2 separate regions of the Homo sapiens genome follow, and region 2 is linked to region 1. The links are chromatin loops, found by intact Hi-C in ENCODE. Cell type or tissue: endothelial cell of umbilical vein. All regions are shown on one strand. Each heading gives the region's core, and the rest is flanking DNA. Links, peaks and the distances in the headings are about the cores only.

The links. Peaks named below come from ENCODE experiments on the same cell type or tissue, not always from the same donor. Only the 100,000 strongest peaks of a DNase experiment are listed, where the experiment ranks them.
Region 2: it touches region 1 in a loop (6-fold over the local background); 2 of 110 quality-filtered maps call a loop at or near these places.

Annotation. Positions count from the first base shown.
Region 1 is chr9:106,955,192-106,967,046 of GRCh38, forward strand. All of the region lies in intron 7 of ZNF462 (zinc finger protein 462), which reads left to right. Among named protein-coding and RNA genes, the nearest start is that of ZNF462, 98 kb to the left of the region's middle. In endothelial cell of umbilical vein, for the core only: no CTCF peak of the experiment used is centred there; a DNase peak (open chromatin) is centred at 7,620; H3K27ac peaks cover 2,226 bases.
Region 2 is chr9:106,887,003-106,898,857 of GRCh38, forward strand. All of the region lies in intron 1 of ZNF462 (zinc finger protein 462), which reads left to right. Among named protein-coding and RNA genes, the nearest start is that of ZNF462, 30 kb to the left of the region's middle. RefSeq lists an enhancer at 5,524-6,023. In endothelial cell of umbilical vein, for the core only: no CTCF peak of the experiment used is centred there; DNase peaks (open chromatin) are centred at 5,859 and 6,289; H3K27ac peaks cover 1,768 bases.

The sequences.
Region 1 (11,855 bases), core at 2,634-10,633:
ATCTAACATACAGGAATACCTTGGAGATGTTGCGGGTTTGGTTCCAGACCACCTCAGTAAAGCAAATATTGCAATATAAAAGTCATACAAATCTTTTGGTTTCCCAGTACACATAAAAGTCATGTTTACACTATACTGTAGTTTACTAAGTATACAATAGCATTATGTCTAAAAAATGTACATATCTTAATTAAAAAATGATTTATTGCTAAAAAATGCTAATGATTATCTGAGCTTTCAGTGACTCATAATCTCTTTGCTAATGAAGGATGTTTGCCTTGATGTTGGTGGCTGCTGACTGATCAGGGTGGTGGTTGCTGAGGATTGGGAGTAGCTGTGTCAGTTTCTTAAAGTAAAACAACAATGAAGTTTGCCACATTGATTGACTCTTCCTTTCACAAAAGTTTTATCTGCAGCATGCAGTGCTGTTGCAGTGCTATTTGATAGCATTTTACCCACAGTAGAACTTCCTTCAAAATTAGAGTCAATATTCTCAAACCCTGCCACTACTTTATCAGCTAAGTTTATGAAATATGCTAAATCCTTTGTTGTCATTTCAACAGTGTTCGCAACATCTTCATCAAAAGTAGTCTTCACCTCAAGAAACCACTTTCTTTGTTCCTCTATAAAAAGCAACTCCTTATCTTTGCAAGTTTTATCATGAGATTTTATCATGAGAATCAGTCACCTCTCCAGGCTCTACTTCTAATTCTGGTTCTCTTGGTGTTTGTACCACACCTGCAGTTACTTCCTTCACCACAGTCTTAAACCCCTCAAAGTCATCCATGAGAGTTGGAATCAACTTCTTCGACACTCCTGCTAATGTTGATATTTTGACGTCCTCCCATGAATCACAGATGTTCTTAATGTCATCTAGAATGGTGATTCCTTTCGAAAAGTGTTTTATTTTACTTTGCCTAAGTCAGAAGAATTCATCGGAAGAATCACTATCTATGGCAACTGAATCCTTATTACCTGTATTTCTTAAATAGTAACTCTTGAAATGGAAATTACTCCTTGATCCATGGGCTACAGAGTGGATATTGTGTTAGCAGGCATGAAAACAACATTAATCTCCTTGTATATCTTCATCAGAGCTCTAGGGTGATGAAGTTCATTGCCAATGAGTAGTAACATTTTGAAAGGAATCTTTTTTATCTGAGTTGTAAGTCCCAACAGTGAGCTTCAAATATTTAGTAAACCATGCTGTAAACAGATGTGCTATCATCCAGGCTTTGTTGTTCCATTTATAGAGCACAGAGTACAATTAGCATAATTTTAAAGGATTTTTTGAATGGGAAAAGCACTGCTGTCAACATAAAGTCACCAGCTGCATTAGTCTGTACCAAGAGTGTCAGCCTGTCCTTCGGAGCTTTGAAGCCAGTTATTAACTTCCCCTTAGCTGTGAAAGTCCTAGATGGAATCTTCTTCCAATAAAAGTCTGTGGGGCCTACATTGAAAATCTGTTGCTTAGTGGAGCCAGCTTCATCCCTTCTCTTAGCTATATCTTCTGGATAATCTGCTGCAGCTTCTACGTCAGCACTTGCTGCTTCACCTTGCACTTTTCTGCTTTGAAGACAGCTTCTTTTCTGAAACCTTATAAACCAACCTCTGCTAGCTTCAGACATTTCTTCTCCAGCTCTGTCACCTCTCTTAGCCTTCATAGAATTGAAGATAATGAGGGCCTTGCTTTGGATTAGGCTTTGGCTTAAGAGAATGTCGTGGCTGATTTGATCTTCTATCCAGGCTACTACAACTTTCTCCATAATCAGCAATAAGGATGTTTTGTTTTCTTATTATTCATGTGTTCACTGGAGTAGCACTTTTAATTTTCCTCAAGAACTTTTCCTTTGCATTCACAACTTGACTAACTGTTTGGCACAAGAGGCCTGGTTTTCATCGTGTCTCAGCTTTCAGCATGCCTTCCTCACTAAGCTTAATCATTCCTAGCTTTTGATTTAAGGCGAGAGACGTGTGACTTTTTCTTTCACTTGAACACTTAGAGGCCATTCTACTAGGGTTAGTCATTGGCCTAATTTCAATATTGTCGTGGCTCAGGGAATAGGGAGGTCCAAGGAGAGGGAAGCAGATGGGGGAAATGGCTGGTCGGTAGAGCAGTCAGAACACACACATTTATTGATTAAGTTTGCATCTTACATAGGCATGGTTCATGACACCACAAAACAGTTAAAATATTAACATCAAAGATCACACATCACCGTAACAGAAATTATAATAACATTTGAAATATTACAGAATATTGCATGACACGGACACAGGAAATGAGTACCTGTTGCTGGAAAAATGGTGTCAATAGACTTATTCAAGTTAAACCTTCAACTTGGAAAAAATGTAATATTTTGTAGTGCAATAAAGCATATGCCTGTATAGTACATATAATATATATCATGAGTAATCCAACCATTTATAAAAAGCTAAGACATCCAGAAGAATATTGCATCACTTTGCAAAATAATATTTTGATCACAGTGTTGTCTAAATGAATCTAAGAAATATGTATTAAGCGTCTGAGTTGACAAATGGATGTTAAAACTAAGAGTAAAATGCAGATCTAGAAATATTTTGGATGTTGCTGAGAGTGTGTATTCAGGAAATAGAGCAAAGGGTGGCTGATGATTACACACTGTGGTTTGCAGCACATGGATAAAGCACTTGGTCACCTGTTCTACATTATTATTAATTTTTGCACATGAAGGGTTGGTAGGGAGCAGAGAAGGTAGCCTACTAAGTTCCTTTCTTTCCTTCCCATAGGTAGAGCCATAGTCCATTTGAGATGTGAATGTACTGAGTTCAATAGAAACAGTTAGATGAACAGTTCAGATGAACAATTCTAACCTGCTAGTAAAATCCCGAGAAGAAAAGATGGTGTTTTCTACTTAACAAAACAAAATGTGGAATCGTGGGGTGCTGATGATATTCCATCATCACTAGGGAATGTGCTGCCAGTTGGTTTTTCTCACAGTGGGAATGCATTTCTACCAAGCCTCCTTTCCCATCTGAGAGGTCAGGACTGTGGGTACAATTTACAGACACAGTAAAGGTAAAACTGGGAGGCCACTATCTCACCTGCTCCCTGCTTAAAGCCCTTCCGTGGCTGTCTACGTTGCCTTCAGAATAAATTCTGAGCTTAGCATGGAAAGCTGTTCATTGGGCCCTGCATTTCTCACTGGGATCATTCCTCACCACTTCTTCCCTTGCACTGTAGCTACACTGAATACCCTGTCTTTAAAAGGGTCCTACTATCTCACACTTTAGCCCTTGCTATTCCTTCTTCCTGGAATCCCTTTCTCCACTTATTTTCTCTTCAAATTATTTTGTAGATCTATAGTGGGAAGAAAGCACCTCTCAGCACAGAGCCTAAGATTTCTCAAAATGAGTAGTAAGCAAACACCCCTAAAGAGTAACCCATACTTAGCTGTGCCAGAAGTTCCTAAGGAAGCTGAGATGCCCTTATCAATCATGAAATAAAATCCAAACATCCATGCACACTAAGAAATTCGCGATAACATTCCTCGTGGGTAGCAGGGAGAACCAGACAGTCAACCAATACATCCACTGTAGATGACGTGGCAAGAAGTGCTATCAAGAGAAAGAAAGCCATGGTGAAGGGTAGAAAGGATGGGAGTTGGAGTGTCAGGTAAGGTGGTTGGGGAGGGCATCATTGATGACAGGAATGATTGAGGCCAAGCCTATCAATTGGATGCCAAGAACCTTGCTCAAAGCTGCAGGTAATCTTGAAGAATATTGAAAAGGAAATAGACCCCAGAATCATTGCCAGGAAAGCCTGTCCAGTTTGGGAATTGAATTTGCCCTGAGATGACTTTTTGAAGCAAGTTGATTTGTGACCATTCCATGTGCATTGTTAACTAACAAAATAGGAGTGAATCATTCTGTCTGTGGTATTACTCAGGTTGAGCCCTGCCTTTGAGCTGAATCCAAGTCCCACAATCAATCCCCTCCCCACTCAGCCATCTCCCCCTACAAAATCACTGGACAAGTTGCTGCCATAAGTAGCAGTGCATTTGGCTGTGCCAGAACTGGTCAGTCAAAAAGTAGCCTCCAAGCAGCTACTATGTGCCTAGAGCTGGGATGAATACTACATATTTTACAGCTGTGTCAGAGATCCCTGTTCCACTTGATTCTGCAGTCCAGTAAAGGAGTCCAAATGCTTCCATCCATAGAACACACTCCATAAACACTTACTTGGTGCAGAATTGATATAATGCAGACTTCATTGCTGTGGAACTGAGGCCCTTGGAAGCACTCACTATGTGCCAGTCACTGGACTTCACACATTGGTCTTATATAATCTCCAGAGCACCCTATGAAGTTGCCAATGTTATCTTCTCCACTTGACAAATGAGGACACAGAGGTGTGTTGGGTTAAAAGTTGCTGCAGACCTAGAAGGAGGCTCCTCAACATACTCTGGGAGCTGAAAAGTTGTCTGTTTTCCAGTTGTTGCTGGGTTTTGCCATCTATATAATGGGAAGTAATAATTCTCATAAGGTCATGGTGAAGGGCAACAAGAGACTTTACAAAAAACATCTGACACAGATGCTAGACAGAGCTGGCTAAGACAGTGAAAGGTGAACCTGGATCTCACTACCTGATCCCTCCAGCTTCTTGGAAATTTAATACCCTACACCTGAATCCAGCATCACTGGGCAGCATTTCTGTGGGGTGAGTTTGGAGTGGGTGGAGGAGCTATCCTAAGGGAACAACCTACTGCTTTAACGGTGATTAAAAATATAGCTTAACCTAGAGCGAGGATTTTCTTACACTGCATGGAAATAGGTGAAAATAAAAGAAAAAAAGGGTTAAGAAACCCACTGGGTTTGTTGGCTCAGAGACTCCCGCTCGGGGACAATTTTAGAAGAGCTCTGTGCTTTGAAATGTGGCTGCTCATTCTTGTTCTTGATCAACCATAGCCTTTCTCACCTGATTTCCGTGTAGCATCACTTAGAGCTCTACGTGTATCTAAATATATATATGCTTATACCCAGATGTGCTCTTTCCTCTTGATTATCGAATCTTTTAAGAAATCTCCACAGTTGTTCCCTCCGGGCTCTCACAGCACTGTTCATAGCAAGCCATCAATTGTGACCAACTCCTTGAAGTCAGTAGGCATCTTCCCTCCAGTCAGGTCTTGAGGAGGAAGCACTGTGGCCTTGCCCACGGCCTGTGAGCTCTAAATACCATCTGAGGTTGCTCACAAGCTCTCTACGGTTGAGGCCAAGTCATTTATATAAAGAGGCTTTTGTGCTCAACACTTTTTGTTGGATTTTTTCAGTGTGGTAAAGACATCTATATGATCTAAACGAACAGCAGGAAACCTTACTTCCTCATCACACAATTCAAAAGAGTCACAGGTGAATTATGCATTCGGTATTGTGAGAGCTTCTCAATTAACAATGGCAGATGCCACCCAGAGTTTCCTCCAAAAAACATTAGAAAAAGGATCCTTCACCACACATTCATTTCCCTACAAGTTTCCTGCCTGTTTCAAGGAGGGTTTTTAAGAACACACACTTTGAATTACAAATATCATTTAATGAAGAAGGAATAGCTACAGTGGCAGAAAAAACAAACACACACATTTTTGGGACTGGGCATTCAGGATCCCCAAGTTATGCTTCTGTTTCTTCATTGGTTACCTGGGCAACATAAACCCATATCTGCTTTTCTGAGCCACTACAAGTCTTTAGGCAAAATGGATAGTCTGTATGCTACATATCTGGGATGAGTGCATTTCTAATGGAGGAAAATAGGTAAAACAGTGTATACAGTGAAAATATAGTTCTAAACACCTGAAGGTAATCCATGAATACCTTCTCACAGATTGCAAAGGGCTCTATTTGTATGGTCTCAGGTGTTGATTGTTTATCAAAAAGCTATGATGTATTTAAATACATGGTACCCATTACACCTGAGCATCTCACAAACATCGATGCCTACTGATGGGTGAAAAAAATGAGGGATAGAGAGCTGCATACTGAATAATCTCAAGTGGCTTCCAGATGTGCTGATAGCATGTGTTTTGAGTTTTGGCTTATAGCTGATTTAGGGGCAAGACTAGAAATTAATGCCTTTGGTTTCTTGAGACAGCCATGGATTCTGAATTACATTGCATTCAAGTTCTTAAATGTTCAGAAGCCATTGTCCGTGTAATTAAAAAAGACCCAGGCTTATTTCAGCAAACATGGTTCAGTGTTTCAGTGGGAAGACTCTTAAACCTCAGTATCCAAAGAGAGAGTAGCATTTGGTCAGTTGCATTTTCTTTTTAAATCTGGGTTTTCCAGAACAGTATTTTCAGTTTGTACTCTTTTTTTTTTTGGATGTTTGTAGCATGTTTGTTGAGCACTTGCTTTAGGCCAGCCACTGGACTAAGTTCTGGGGTACATCGACTTAAAACAATTATAGATAGATGGATGGATGCACACATGGATACATGAATGGATAGATGGATGGATGGCCTAATTTCAAAGAGATCATAGTCTGGTAGGGGTAAAATAAATTAACCTTAATACAGCATGATATGTAGTAGTAGGGGAGTCTAAGGGGGGAATTTAATATGTGTATCTAGAAGGGTCAAGGAAAATCTTCGTGGTGATGGCAGATTTGGACTGAGTTCAGTTTTGAAAGATGAGTAAGAGTTTGTCAGACTGAAAAGTATAAGAAGGATATTGCAAGAATATACAACAATGCAGGGGGAAAAGGCATAAAAAGTGAATATTAGAAGCCTTGTATGTGACTGGCATTAAGCACAGCATGGAAACAGTGTGGGCAAGGGAGTGAGGATCGGCCTGGAAAGATGAAGGAGAGTGTGAGCCCCATGGTTCAGAGTTTGGGCTTTTTTCTGTAAGAAAGTGAGTGTCATGATCACATTTGCATTTTAGAAAAGAAAGGAATCATAGGGGGAGAAGAAACTGGAAAATGGAATGCCAGTTAGGAACATGTTGCAGTAGAAGTTCACACAGCAACCACGAGGGCCTGAACAAAAGCCATGGCAGTGGGCTAGTGAGTGGATCACAGAGATAGAGTTTCTCAGGAGGCTGAACCAACAGAGCTTTTGACTCATTGAATGTGTGGAATGAAAGAGAGAAATGAATCAAGGATTTATTCTGATTTCATTGACTGGGTGAATGAATGGTGATGTCATTGACAAAAAATATAGAAAGACAAATGAATATGTTCCCAAGTATACGATCTAGTGAATTGAAAAGTCCAGGAATCCTCCTTGGCCTCAGGTCAGACCTGCCTGGATTCCTCAAAAATATAAAGAAAAAACATGAGGCTTCACACAAAATAAGGTCTTTGAGAAACCTTTTCAGTGAATGTAAGTATGATGGGAAACTAGATCTCAAAAAAGAGAAAGCTTGCCCATTTTTTGCCATGTTTGTATCATTTTGCAGGCTAATATTTTGTTTTGTTTTGTTTTCTCAATCTATTCCCTGATCATATTTCAAGGTTTTGTTTTTACTCATCAGAATGACAGGAAGTTTTCAGTGTGTGTTTCCTTCAAGTTTGGCCTCAACCTTATTTTCAGGATTAGGCGTTTGTTTTTCCGTTTGCCTCCATGACAACGGAGTCCAGAATTCCTATATATAGTCATCCAGCATCCATTGTCCCCCTGGCCATTGTATCATAATCTTGTGCGTCCAGGCCAGAGAGCTCCACTGATGACAGTAGACAAGGAGGTGCCAGAGTCCTTGGCCTGGAGATTTTCAAGGCATAATCAAAAGAAGGAAATAAAATAATGTGACTGCCTTTAGAGGCGTATGTTCCCCCTTAGACACTATGGAATGGAAATGGTTTGTATTCTAAAGCTTAGTTTCGAATATAATTTTCTTTTGGAATAGCCCATAGATAAAGAACATTTTTGAGGCTCTTCAGAGGAAATACTTGGAAAGTTGCATTGGTGATTTGTGGTTTTTATTGTTTCTCTGGATACCAAATTCTGCTCAGTGTTAACAGCACTTGAGAAACAGGTATTTTGAGAATGGGAATTAAATCAAGGTACAAAGGAATTCGGATAGAACCGAGAACAATTTTTTAAATCAGCAGACTTCTTGAGTCTGAGAATCATCTTGATAGCTCTGTGTTACACACTGTTTTAATAACTTAAAACAATATATATGTATCTGGACTTAACAAAGTTGTCCACAAGTTTAATCCAGGAAACATTTTCTTAAGTACCTTTCCAGGCACTTCTAAGCAATTGAGATACATCAGCGAAAAAGACAGCATGAACCCTTGCTCCTGTGGAGCTGACATTACCTGCTTGGTTGTCATTTCAGATTGACAGGAACAATGCCTTGTGTGCCTGTATAGCACGGCTGTCCACAAATTCAATCTAATGGATATTTTCTTAAGTACCATCATTAAGTATTTATGGTGATAATTAAAGTTTATGAAGTTTGTAAGGAACCTAACAGATGATCTTGTCTAAAGGCACCTAAAAAAATTACTGCAGTAAAAACCATATAACATGGGAATTTACCCTCTTAACAAATTTCTAAGTATATAGGATAGTATTGTTAACTGTATACACATTGTTATACAGCAGATCTCTAGAACTCTTTCATCTTACACGACTGAAACTCTATATCCATAGAACAACAACTCTCCACTTCCTTCTACCCACAGCCCCTGGCAACCACCATTCTACTGTCTGTCTGTATGGGTTTGACTGCTCTAGGTGCCTCATGGAAGTGGCATCGTGCAGTATTTGTCCCTCTGTGACTGGCTTTAGCATATAACAAGATTTCCTTCTTTTTTAAGGCTAAATAATATTCGTGTGTGTGTGTGTGTGTGTGTGTGTGTGTGTGTTATACACCACATTTTCTCTCATTCACATGTTGATGAACACTTAGGTTGCTTCTACCTCCTGGCTATTGTAACTAATGCTGTAGTGAACATGGGAGTACATATCTCTTCAAGATCTTAATTTCAGTTCTTTTGGATAAATATCCAGTAGTGGGATTGCTTGATCATACGATAGTTCTGTTTTTAATTTTTTGAGGAAATTCTATGCTATTTTCCGTGAGACTGTACCATTTTGCATTCCAAACAGCAGCACACAAGGGTTCCAGTTTCTCCACAGCCTTGCCAGCACTTACTTTCTTTTTTTGATAATCACCATCCTAACTAGGGAATCCTTTTCAAAATGCCTTAAGCATTTTAATTTCATTTAAAATGTAAATACATGTATTCACCAGTATTGTGATACAGGGTAAAGCCTATGTATTTGAATCTCGTTCCTTTGATTGAAGTTCCCTGTTTTCTCCCTTGTGTAAACCACACTCACCTACACTGCGTTGTGTGTTACTTCCAGTTTCCATTTCTTTGAAGTGGAATGAGAACTTAGACATTTGTGAAACAGTCTTAGAGCAGAGTCCTTCTAGATTTTTATGTTCTCAATCTTTTATAGTTGGTCTTGCCAAAATGTAACTTAACAGTAATTTTTTTTTAGCAACTTGACTTTATCAAGTCTTTTCAAAGCATTCAACATAGCTTTCATAGAAATAACACTTTTATACCTATATTTTATCTTATAGAATATTAATTAAATTGAATGAGCTCAGTAGCAAATATAACTGGTACAAAAAAGTTTTAGGAGCAAATGAAACTGATGATTCTTGTTAGCATTAGGTCCAGTGCTAGAAGCAGAAATGGATGGACCTGCTAAAGGATGGTGTACAGCATCAGCCTAGATACCACTGTTGCCATGGTTCTTCTTTGGTTAGAATGTTTTAAGGTCAGAGACATTGATCTAGCCAAGTTTGCTTAAGGAGGACTTGTAAATGTAATATGAGGTATAATGAGATCAGGGCAAGAATCACAATGTGTATGTATTGGCAAAGCATAGAGGAAAGCAAAGAGTTCTGTTCGGATTGCTGGGAAAAATCTTCACAGAGGGTGTGACATTTCAGCTGAGTTTTGAAGGATGGGTAAGAATTTGCCAGGGAAAAAGAAGAGAAAGCACACTGGTGGCGTTGATTAAGGATCCCCAAGGATGCAATACGTAGAATTTGCAAGAAATTGGAAGCTAGCTGGAAGTGAGGCTGGAGACATGGGCTGAGACGAGACTGAAGAGCTTTACTCTTGAGCAATAGGGCACACTCATATCATAATCATATATGAGTAATGATATGTATGCTGGCTGAACTGGAATTGATCTTAGAAGAAGAAACACCAGGTAGGAGACTTCAAGAGTTGCCCATATGTAATAGGAGGACCTCAATGAACAAGGGGTAGGGAAGGCAGGACTGAGGAGGAAAATGAATGGAGGCAGGTCATGAGGCATGTCTCTGATGCGTTATACCTGTTTAAATGTGCTGCCACAGGGAAGGGAGAAATCTGAACCTTTGAAGGAAGAATCTCACAATTTGAGCTCAAACAAAGTGGTGGGCCATTTACCAACATTCAGAACGCAGAAGGAGATGTTTAGGGAAAGATGGTGTCAGTTCTCAATGTGGTGAGTTTCAGGAGTCCATCAGACACAAAGCTTGAATAGTCTTTCAGCTTTAGATGAAGACTCAGATGATCACAAAGCTCATTAGGTTTCCCATTGCAGAATTCTGTTTCTGGTCACTACAGATTCCTGGATCACTGTCGCATACATGAAAATACTGAAACTATTTTTGTCCTTTGCCTAAGTTTATTAGCAGTTGTATAATAGAAGTTGCATGGCATCCCAAAAGTTTCCTGGCTATTAAATAAAGTACATTTTTAGCTGCCCTCTTACCTTTGTTTGTGTACCTTTCTCAAATTTTCTTCACTAGAAATAATGGTCTATACGTCTAGCTTATTTGGGTTCTCCCTCAACCTCCTCACTTTGGGCATTTACAATATCTTAAGTTATCCACAGATAATATTCTGTTTCTAATGGCCCATGCTACCAACCATTAGTTGCTAAATAGTCTGCTTTTCAGAAGAAAATTACAATCCATGTATTATTTTGAACTTCCTATGCTATTTTAGAACTTGGCGATTTTAAATTGTCCCTTACACAACCTACCCCACCCTCTGATGTACATGTTTTTCTGTTCAGACTCATCATTTCTTTACCCTAGGGAAATTAAGTCATTTTTTTTCATTGTGATAATAATGTAGTTGTTGAATTTCTGTTTAGTTTCTCCAAAATGTACGACTTAAGGTGGAGGTGTAGTGAGTTGAACGTTTAGGTAGCTGCGTGTCTAGTGTTGATTTCATTAATTAGCACACTAATTAATACTAGTTATATTTATTAATGGACACTCATAGTTCTCTTGACATCCCCTCTCCATCTCTCTCACTCCCACATTCTGTGAGGCACAAAGTGCTGCTGATTTTTCCTTCCTTCCCCTGCCTGTTTATAAATACCTCTATTAAAACATTTTGTTTGCATTGTATCACGATCAATTATTTACATCTTTGTCTGAGAAAGTGAGTTGCTTGAGGTCAAGGCTCAAGTCTTACTGTCCCAGAACAGGGTCTCCTATTTACTTAAATGCTCAGTAAATATTTGCTGAATGAATGGGTGTAATTGAATCATTTGCCCCTTGGCCACCTCTAAAATTTGCTTGCCTAAAATTCCTTGTCTTTTATTTTTTCTTGGTACTTGATTCACACTGACCAACAAGCCTGTCTTCCAAGTCTGCACAAAAATCTAGCTCAAATATAATTAAATGTACTCGCTGGCACCAAGGTACTTCTGTTCCCTTTCACCTTCACTCATATTCTCTATGCAGGGCTGCAGAAAATTGAGAATTGATCCTCTGGTATAGCTTCCTCTTTGTATCACTTAGAGCATGCAAGGGGGCTGTCCTCTGCGGCTCCTACAATTTGCTGC
Region 2 (11,855 bases), core at 1,913-9,912, 69 kb before region 1:
TTACCAAAACACTTTCTCCCTTGGTGTTCATGAAGACATCCTATTTCCAAATGTTTTCAAACAAAAAAGAGAATATTTAGTCAAGGGCAGAGAATCTCATTCAGAATAGCTTGTCCAGGTGATTTATCCAGGGTAACTAAGTTGTTGAGTAGCAGTTTGAACGAATGATAAGGTTTTCACCATAAGTTTTATAACCTATCATGAAGAGCTGTCTTTCTGCATTGTTGGTATTGTCTAACCCTGATAAGGCTGAGGAGTCATTCATCTGTTTCACCACCACCTTCTAACATGTTGTTCTTACATGTTATCCACAGCTGGCTTTTCCTTGCCTACATCCTCCTAGGCCATCTACTAAATCCTCTCCCTCCGTAAATGGAAGTATAAAAACAGTTTCACAAAGGTCATAATTTGCCCAGGATAATACAGAGCCCAACTGGAACCTTGGTTCCCTGACCATCAGTATTCCAAGATACTTCCTGACAGGTTTCCTACTTATTACAATAAAACTAGAAGGAACCTTTGAGGTTATTTTTTTAATGTTATCTTATAGCCAGAGAAGTCGAATCCAAGAATATTTAAGGGACTTGCTCAAGGTAACGAAGTTGTTTAGTAGCACAAACACCCTCTGGATCTTGAAAGCTAAACCCACATTGTATATACATCTATTTCTTTCCTTTCTCTCCTTTACTTTAATGAGACAAATGAACTGTTTATTGTTGAATTCACAGGGGTCATGATTGCGTTGCAACATACTAGAATCTCTAGATTTCAAATAGAATGATGAAACTGTGATTAAAAAGGACTTTTTGGGTTATCGTTACATAGTTTATGTAGTACATTTAGAAAGAAAGACTGATAATAAATTTTCTCGTAACACGACCCTCACAAGTGTAATTTTGGAACCCTTTCTACTTCCAAAGACAAGCTGTTGTGAAGATGAATGTGGGAGATAAATGTGCCTGGCAGTCTAAAGCATGCCATGAATTCGTGGTTGTCTAGCCCAGTGCTAGGTACATGATAGCTGTTCTGTAAATGTGGATTTTTTTTTTTTTTTTTTGAGACGGAGTCTCCCTCTGTCGCTCAGGCTGGAGTGCAGTGGCGCGATCTCGGCTCACTGCAAGCTCCGCCTCCCGGGTTCACGCCGTTCTCCCGCCTCAGCCTCCCCAGTAGCTGGGACTACAGGCGCCCGCCACCGCGCCCGGCTAATTTTTTGTATTTTTAGTAGAGACAGGGTTTCACCGTGTTAGCCAGGATGGTCTCGATCTCCTGACCTCGTGATCCGCCCACCTCGGCCTCCCAAAGTGCTGGGATTACAGGCGTGAGCCACCGCGCCCGGCCAAATGTGGATTTAGATCTACCACCAGAGCTCTGTCATGGTTATCTTTTTATGTACGAACTGACAATACTTTGCCCTGAATAGGGTTAGTGTTTGGCAGGGAGGAAGCTATGTTTCACTGGTAGAGCAGTCTGTTAACGTCTAATTTGAGATGAATGCTATTGATAACAGCATAGAAAAAGCTACTGTCATTTCCAATTCAGTTGCATCCATTTGCCCATCTTGGCCAGTTTGGAAAACATAACTGGGGCTCTTTTTTGGCGTCTTCAGTATCAGATAGCTCCGTATATGCAGTGCCACTGTGGTCTGTTGCCATTGGCTACTCCACATCTGTCACTCTTCCCACCGTATTAGCTAATAATGAGAGAGAGTTAACCTAGATTTCTAAGATCCTGGTGTTCAAAAGTGTTGACTCTTGGACCTCTTGAGGAAGTAGGCAAGGTGGGCCACCTTGGAGCTTTTATCCTCTGCTGGAATATTTCCTTTTGAAGTGCCACCATTTATAGAATCATCAATTACAAACCTTTCCCATGTTCCTTCTGGAACCTCAATCTAACCTTGAGCCTTTGTTTTTGGAAGATAATGGTACAATTTCTACACAAAACTGGGAACAAACTACTTTTAATTCCTTTTCCTCTTAGTTGTTTCAGCAGAATGATCCCCTTTCACTTTAACAGAAAGATTCTCTTTCTAGCTTAAAATATTCTGGATATGCTTTAACTTGCCTTGGGGTCATAGCACACATCTCCCAGGACTGATGAGTCTTGTCAGTTGCCCCAGGGTGAGAACTTTAATAAGCAAATTGCACACACCTGGTTTTGCAAAATATTGGCCTAATGGGGCACCTAGGTGGAAGTCAGTAAGTATGTCCACTCCCTATGTACACACCCTTCCTCCCCACCCCTTTTAAAAGGGAGGCCTCAGAAATGCTACCTCCCCATTTATCTTGTAAAACTTTCCTGTCTCTCCTTCGCTGTGCTCGGGTAGCTCAGAGGGTTGTGATCGTTAACGAGCTCAGGGTGTTACTGTCACTGCTGCTGTCTTGTGGATTTGAAAGTAATGCCGTGATGGGATGTGGTATAGGTACGGGGGAGTCTGGTTAAAAGGGAACAGGGCTGGAGAACTCTCTTTGTCAGACTGTGATTCCCCCTGCTCTGCTCTTTGATTTGTGGCTGCCATTGGTGTTTACACAGCCTTTCCCCGCTCACACTTTCCTTGGTTAGTTGAAAAGAAACAGCCTGTTTTCCTGTTACTGAATGCTGGACCGTGGGCTTACTTGTTTTTTACTCTTTTTCATTCATTTGTTCATTCATTTAAATACTTACTGAGCATTTGACTGCTTCCCAGGCTTTGTGCTAAATGTTGGCTCTACAGAAATGAAAGACCTAGACCCTGCCTTTCAGAGGCTCATAATCTAGTATTTACATCTCCAGTTGTCAACAGGTCTAACACATTACCACCACCACTAGAAGTGGTGCGTTTTAATGCATTTTATTTGGCTTATGTACTATCTTTATTTGCTGACGATCAACTCCCCCAAATAAAGCTATTTGGATATCTTTCTTGTTATCCATTCTTTCAGACATATTGGCTTACCCAGGTGATTAGAGTGCAGGGTAACTGCCTTAAGAAGCTACAGTGGCATTGATACTTACACATATCCAGGCCAACTAATAGGTGTGACCATTTCTTTGTTTTATGCTCTAGTGTAGAGCTTGACTCCACCTTACTTTCCGGCTGCCATCCAGTTAACATACCCACAGGATTCTTAGACTAGGCATACATCATTGTATATATTCTGCCTAAAAGTTTGTAAAATCTAGTGGTGGCATTTAGCTCTTTTGGCAATAAAAACTATATGTGAGAATTTCGTGGCCTTGACTGAGCTGTGTATGGCCTCACTCTTCAATTCTGTTGTCAGCCTATGTTCCACAATCATTTGTGTGTGTGGACCTCAAGAATTTCAGTCAACCCGGCAACACATGCAGTGCCCCTTCCGGGAACACTGGTGATCTTCTGGTCTCTTGGTTTGGAGTTAATTAAACATTGTCGGGAGAATTCCTTCATTTCCTTCTGGAGTCCTTTTTGGGCATACAAAAATCTAGCACTTGAAGCCACTTAATCAAATATCATATCCACACACCTGCAGTTCTTTCTCTGTGTCCACAAACATGGTTTTACACTTGGATGATGTAGTTAGGCTCAACTCCATTTGTAGTGAGAAACATTTGAAGCTTGTCCCCACTCAACAATGATGATGCACTTAGGCTTACCTTCGTAATATGGGTAAATGTCTCAGGTTAGCCAAATGTACCTAGGGTCAGAGGGCATATGCTCTGATATGGAATTTTGGAGGTCATTCCCTGCCTTTGTCCTCTGCTCTAAGGCTCATGTCACTCGCATCATGCTGTGACATGAAACAATATTGCATCGTAGGGAGTGCATAGTAGACTATGTTGTTCAATTATCATGAGATTACCACATACTCTTGCCTGGAATCTTGCCAGCAATAGTGAACAAAGAGATGACCCAAGCAACTTTCTCACTTTTATTCTTGAAGACTAAATGGCATCCTTAAAATCTGATGGTTTTCTTTGTACCTTTCTGGTTGAGTAAAGAATAAGATAGTCTTTTTCTTTTTTGGAAAAATCGTATGGCTAGTACAGGAAATCAAGGAGATTTTTAGCTAATTTAGTAAAAAAGTCAGAGGTGGAACAGAAAATACACCGGCTGAAAAAGGAGATGATTGATTTCTAGGAAATGGGAGATTGTTTGGTATATTTACAGTAATGAAGAAGAGTTCTTCCTGGAACAAAAGTACTGAATAAATAACAACAAGAGACAAAAAAGAAAAATGCATTTCCCTGGTACACAAACCTTGAAGCTCATGCTTTTTGCCATTAGGAATTCTGAACATGTCTTGAATTCTTAGACTTTCTTGATTTTTAAAATCTAATATTTAATTCCAAAATAATTTTTATTCATGTCTGCGTTTTCTTTGTTTTCCCCCTGAGTTATCTGTGTCCTCTGAAAGTTTAAAAACAAGTGATTTTTTTTTCTCATCTTGTTGGCGGAGACATACAATAGGCTGCCTCTCCCCTTCTCTGTGGAAAGAATGGAAACATAGTAAGTGGCCAGAGGAGCTCCATACGGATTGACATTCCTTGCTTCTGCTTTTGAAGTTAAGATGGTCACGAGAGAGAAAAATATTTTTGGTTCCAAGCCTAAGAAAAGGACATTCCTTTTAGTCTTGGCATTCTTGTTTTCATGGTGTTGATTTCTCTTTGAATTATCATTAGTACCATTAATAAATCACATCTGAACGTGAAATCACTTTTGCAAGTTCTTCCCCTCTCCACACCCTTGATTATAGAAAAGGTGACGTTTCTTGATATTTATCTGAAGTAGCTTAGAGTATGTTTTCCTGGCTTTTTGTTCCCCCCTCTGGATGGGTTCCCATTGTTGATCAAGCATATTCAAGAGAGTTTTTTCCCAAGAGTCCTGAGAGACCCATCCATGCATTCTATTCTGTTAAACAAGGAAAATAATAATAATAATGTTTAGCTTTCACCTTGCTTTAGAGAGAGAAATCTCAGAAGAACCATTTTCCTTTCAGGAGGATTGGGGTTCTTAGGTTAAATTCCATATTATACAAATTCCCTAATGACAAATAACCTATGCAATCAACAATCTTTCTTTTAAATGTATTTCTCTATTGAAAGAGCAGGGGATTCCATTTGAGGCTGTTGATTAAGACATGAAGACTAGGTCTAAAATTGGTGGTGGCCCAAGGTCATTGGTAGAACTAATGGACCATTTGAAAATTATTAGCAGCTGGTTTAATAGAGTTTTAATAACTACAGCTGTGAGAAAATCCAAGTACAAGGTATTTGGAATGTTCCCTCTGAGGTCCTTTCCTTTTGTTCTATAATAATCCTGGCATCCATTTAACGAAAGTGCAACTCAGAAGATTAGGTAGCTATATACGTAAGCATATCATGCAGGCTTTATTTGCTTTAGGTTTTTACCATTAAAAATATTTTTAGGCATCATCAAACTTGTCACACAACCTGCACATCCCCATGCCCCACTCAATAACACCACAATCTCAGGGTCTCACAGTGTTGGAGAATTTCCATGGCTCATCTAAGAGTTCTTCTCACTTAACATTTTTTATTGAAAATTTTTACCGTATCTAAGGATTTGTGGGGTTCAATTTGCCAAACTCCAAGGCAGTGGAAAAGAAGACAACTGCATCAAGTCAGTTTCTGGTTTTATATAGTTTAACAGAAGAATAATTTGCTTAGATCTTCGCCTTCATATTTGGAGGCATATACTCACACACACACACATGCACACACACACGCACACACACACACACACACACATGTTATGCATAGATGAATAATATTTAGTCTGCAAAGAAATAGGCCTGTTTCCTCCGTCATCTGTACCTTGCTAACCCAGAGACTTGACATGGAGGAGGAATGCAGAGAGCCTTTCACCCTTAATGGATTCCACAGCTGTGAGTCACCCTGGCCCCAGGCTTCTCGCCTTTGCCTCATCCCATTCCTGCTCTCACAGTCAGAGGTCTGGATCTCCAGTTACTGACTTTGGAACTAGGGGGAAGATGACACAGGTGACATAAAACAAGAGCCCCCTTCTATATCTCAGAGCAAATTCCTGAAATATACTACCAAAACATAAAAGTGTGGACGTCAACTTTAGACAAATCCTTGCCTTACATTGATTTGCAGAGCTCTTTAGAAATCAGACCATGGCTTTCAGTATACATTATATAAATGTGTTCTTCACAACACGATGCCAAGAAGCAGATGTGCTCTCTGAGACCCACAGAGGTCAAGCAACTTCCCCAAAATCATAGCTGGTTGATTGCCAGGACAGAGACCCAAACCTTGTCTTCTGACCAGCCCTTTCCAGTACACCATGGATGACTCACCCACAAATGACAAATGCTTTGTAGTCTTTTAAAGGAAGTTGGGGATATTCAGGGGACATCCTCTAACCTTGTGAGAATGTATCATCATGGAAGGAAATCACCATCCTTTTCATAGAGTAGTCCTTGGAGTCAGTTGCTGAGATGGCTTGCTATGGCTTTTGCAGGATGGATTTTAGTGATGATAAAGGACATGGTAAATATTTGGTAATATAACAAATGCCCATGGAACTTGTAAACAGTACTATCATAATTGTTTCCATTTGTCTTAACCGCACTCGAAGCGATATCTCCTAACTCATCCCCAAACTAATATGTCGAAAGCAACAGGCTCTGATGGAGAGGGAAAGGGGTAATGCTAACAGTACTCAGGAGACGGCAGGAACTATATTTTCTAAGAGTCAGATTCCCTGCTATTTCTGTTGTCTCATTTAATCCTCACTATATTGTTGTGCAGTGGATGTAATTTTATTGTTATTTCTATTTAGCATATGAGAAAACAGAGGCTTTAGACAGGTTAAGTAACTTGCACACTTGTACTACGTGGTAGGTGTCAAAAAACTGGGATGTGAACGCAGGTCAGTTGCGCTCTATGCATTGTGAAGTGCTGCCTACAAACCTCTTTGAGATTATTGAGAAATGTGATCCTGACATTTCTGGAGGACTAGAGAAGTCCATGAAAATATATGGCTAGGAATTACTGGCAACAGACTATGTGCAAACTGACTTTTAGTATTTCCTCATTTAATCCTTGTTATAATCCTATGAAATAGTACCATCTTTACACTTTCTACAGTGAGGAAATGGAAGCAGAGAGAGGTTATACAACTTGCCAAGCAAGATCTGACCATTGTTAATTGATAAAGACTGGATTTAAACCGGTAGGTGGGCTGCAAGCCCATGCTCCTCACTGCCATACTGGGTGCTGCTAGGCCGAGGTTCAAAACAACCCTTGTTGGCTGAAGGTTTTTTTGAGCTGGCTCAGCTCTGGGGTTGGTGCATTCTGTAAATGATCAGTTTGACAGTGTAGGTAGTAGAGACATGCTGCTTTAAGAAAGAACTTTGTATCTCTATTACAGAGAGAAGATATAAAGATATTAGTTCAGTCTTCCATAACACGATATAACAGACTTTTCATTTTTATGCGGGAGGGATCTCTAACTCTTTAGTCTTTATCTTAAGGAAAATGTAAAGGTATTACAGGGTTGTAAGCATGACAACAGATGTGATTAGATTAGCTTTTTAAATCTCTCACTCCAGATGTTCAGCTGCATTAGGTAACTACCTCAAGGTGAGTACCAATGAAAACTCTTAAATAAGTACTTTGTTCAAAGGAATCCTTCAAGGTTTTCTAGGTCTGTGCTGTCCAGTGTGGTAGCCCTGAGCCACAGGTGGCTGTTGAGCACTTGAAACAGTGAAACAGCCCTTGAAACAGTGCCTGATCCAAATGGATATGGTGCTGTAAGTCTAAAATAAACTGAATTTTGAAGCTTATTAGAAAAAAAGGATGAAATATCTCATTAGTAAGTTTTATATTGATAAATATTGTAAGTTTTCTATTGATAAATATAAAAATATTAAGATAATATTTTTGGATATATTAGGCTATGTGGACTGTGTTATTGAAGTTAACTACACTTGTTTCTAGCTGCTAGAAAATTTAAAATTACATACATGGCTGGCATGATTTTTTAATCTGACGCTGCTGGTCTAGGTAATTTCCTTGCTCTCTAGTTAAATAGGAAATTTATGGGAATACCATTAGCATAGGTTGATGCACTGCTTCTGAGTACCCTTTGTTTAAACTATTCCAACCTAAGGTCTGTTGCTTCTTGGATAATATTCCATACCTTTATTGGCACTGTTCTTTTAAAATTCAGTTAAAAGTATCATTTTCCATTTATTACCAAAGAGTAGACTGTTCTTGACATATGTTAGAAAAAATTGAGCTTAGACCACAGCTCATTAGTTAACTCTGGATGGGTCAGAAAGTGGTGACCTGGTTATTAGACAGAGTGCACCAAGCATTAGCTTCTGCCCGTGCTCCCTTCTAAATATCATGTAGGCTTGACCCCTCCTCTTCATCCCCAGTGCGTCGTCTGGCCCAGGCTTCCTTTATCTCTTCCCTGGACCATCTCAGCAGCTGCTTAGCAGCCTGTTTCCCACCATCCTCTTCACCTCTAGGAGTCCCTCATGATGCTAGCAAAATAATCTTGATAGGGCACAGCTTTCGTTATATCACATTGCCCTGATTAAGGATGATAAGAGATCCCTGTTTCTGTCCGAATGAAGGGAGGGAGGGAAGGCTCTGACATTTGAAACTGGATAGATCTTACGTTATTTAATCCCTATGAAATGGATATTTTTTAGTCCCATTATACAGGTCAGGAAGTTGGAGGTCCTGTTGTCTTTCTTTGCTAAAACCTATGTTAGTTCTAGTGACCTGTGCTGATTGCTAGCTTTCAAGAACATTCATGGAAACAAAAACTTGGAACTCCTGTAATGCCATCTTTTTGGGGGTGGGAATATGTATTGGGTTCTTCTTTCTTACATATGTTCATGGAATTATTCATAGACAAACCATTCAGTCTGGTTATGATGTTCACCTCCCCTCTACATCCTGGTTTTATTTACTTATGAGAAGAAATGCAATGCAAAAAAAACAAGAACATTCATTATCTAACCCGCCCTTTCTAGCCTTAAATCATGTCCTTTTCTTTCCCAATGGTCTAATCATAACTGCCCTCTCCATCTCTTTACTTGGAAACTGTACCATAACAATCTATGCCTTATTATAGAGTGTTTGGAATTCTTCATTGTCTGATTTTTTTAATGTTAGTCTCATCCCAACTATATTTTTAACTTCCATGAGAAAGAACATGCCTTATACCAGCCTTCTGTCCCCCTCATTGTTTTTGTTTTTCTCTCACGTCTAGAACCATACTAGCTACGTAGTAGGCACTCAAATGTTTAGTTAGTGGATGGTGCTGGCATGTGGCAGCTGGTCAATAAATATTTGTTTTTGGCTCAATCGAAAATGATTTTTTTAAAAAATGAGGGCAGAGAGCTTCAGATCAATGATTCCCTCTTCACCAGTCTAGATGTGAGGTAGAGTGGACCTTAGCAATGACAGGACACTTCTAAGCCAGACTCAACCTCATGGCGTCTCAGATTTCCCACCTAATCTCGGTTGCAGGATGAGGTGGTCATGGCTAGTAGTCCATATAGCTCCAGAAGGTAATGGGTTATATTGCTTCTAATATTTCCTGGAGTGACATTTAAGATGTTTATTTGTGTTTGGGGGATAGAAGGTAAAGTATATAATCCCCTGAGGACAGAACCTGTGTCCTCCTTAGGGCCTCCTAGAACGAAATTGAACATTAGATCAGTGAGGTCGACTGATTGATGAAATATTTTGTTCAAATATGTGTTTCTGCTAAACCTTGCTGTCTCTTGTATAGGATACACCTGCTCCTGTCTGAAGTTTATGAAGACAGATCACAAGGCATTGACATTTGGTCCACTTGCTAATAGGCAGTTAATGTTCTGTGGTCAGTCTTGGCTGTGCCTCTTTTCTTCACGTGCCAACATTATTTTGTGGATTCATATTAAGTATTTAAACACCAAAGTGATCACACACCCACACATTCCCTAAAATGTGGGCTGACTTGTTGGCCAACCATTCATGAACCTGGGGATTTTTTGAGAGAAACTATTTAATTTGTTTTCTGATTTCTCTGAAAACATTTAAACAAACAGACAAAAATTCCAACTTGTGAAACCCACATACTAATAAAAATCACACAAACATTATAGAAGTTGGAATTCAGAAAAAGTAAAACTTCTTTTCAACCTCCCTTTCAGAGAAAACTTCACCAGTAAAAGTTTAGGGTATATGGCTTCTGGTCATTTTTCTATATTTATATATTTGCATCATATTATTATTATCAGTATTTGAGTAGAAACAGATTATGTATTATGTTTTGCAACTTATTTTTTCACTTAACTATAAACATGAAAGAACACTTCCCCTAAGAATTCCCTTAGTACAGGTTTTGGTATGCAGGAAAAAGAACTAGATGCCTGGGGTTCTTAGCTTTGGTGACAAGATAACTTTGTCTACACTGTTGAACTTTTGCCATCAGTGACCTCATTCTACTTTAATATGTCGATCTTTGAAGACTTACTTTTTTTTTTTAGTAATTCCATGGAAATAAACTATTTGGAGACCAGTTCTTTTCAGTTGTGATGCTTCTCATCCCCTAAATACACCAGTCTTCTGGAATGTAGTAATGTTTTATGAGTAAAAATTATGTTTTGTAAGGGCACTCCTCTTTGTCTGAAGTTCATTGCCAGAGGCAGGGACAGAATAAGGAGCACAGTAATATAATATGCACAAGGATATGAGAAAAGGAAGACAAAGGTAGAAGTATCCTTAAGTTTGAAAATGCCAGATCTGCTAGACAGTCTTAAGACAAGGATGGCATTGAGATTAGGGAAGGAGAATAGAGAGGGAAAGAGGCCAGCAGCAGGGCCCTGCTGATCCATGGATTCGCCTCCAGCCACAAGCCAGTCCCTAGCTCATGGCCATATGGGACTGAGGCTAAAGCCGTGCTCTAATTCTGATCCTCAGCTTCTCCACCAGCCCTCTCCCTCCCCCTACAAACATACAGCCTTGCAGTTCCTCAGCATTAGCAAATGTGTAATTCCTTATTTCGTCAGTGCTAAGTTGCACTTTTCCCCACATTTATACATTTCTCAAAAGGGATGCATGTTATCATCAGTTTATATTTAATGTGCATGGAGTCCTCTCTTGAAACTTTGTTATTAAACTAAGTCTTATAATAACATTTGGAGGAAGAACTCCAAATAGAGGAAGAACAATGTATGGGTTCTGGACTCTGCCTGGAGATGGGTTTGAACAGAACAGAACACAGTCCCTGCTTTCAAGAAACTCACAATGCGCTGTGGGGAAAGAGACAACTAAGTGGATGGTGCTGTGTGAAAATGTTTGGGAGATTCAGGGGTCCCTAGGAAGGGTCTACCCCAGCCTTGAGGTGCCAGGAAAGGCCTTCTAGAGAAAGTGGTACTCAATTGGGTATGATTTTGTGCTAACCCTTCTGGAGGTGGAGGGGGGGTCATTTGGTAGTGTCTCCAGAGAGACAGTTGAAGCACTGTTGGTTGTCACTACTGGGGATGAGGGAAGATGCTACCAGCATCTAGTGGGGATGTCAGGGATACTGCTAAATATCCTACAATGCCCAGGACAGCCTCTCACAATAATTATCAGGCTTCAAATGGGAATAGCACCCCGAGTTTGAGAAACCCTCCTGTAAGTTGAGATTGAGGGATGAATACAAATTGGTGGTGCTGGGGGAGGAGGTCAGGGTGGAGAGAGTCATAGGTGTCCAGGAAAGGGAGTTATTTGGAGGAAGAGTTTGCCATGATGGAGAATGGTACAGAAACAATGGTTTTGTATGGTTTAGAAGCAAAAGTATCCTATTATTGCTCCTAAGAAGGTTGTTGCTGACCATGATGAATTTGGTTTAGCAGAATCAGAGT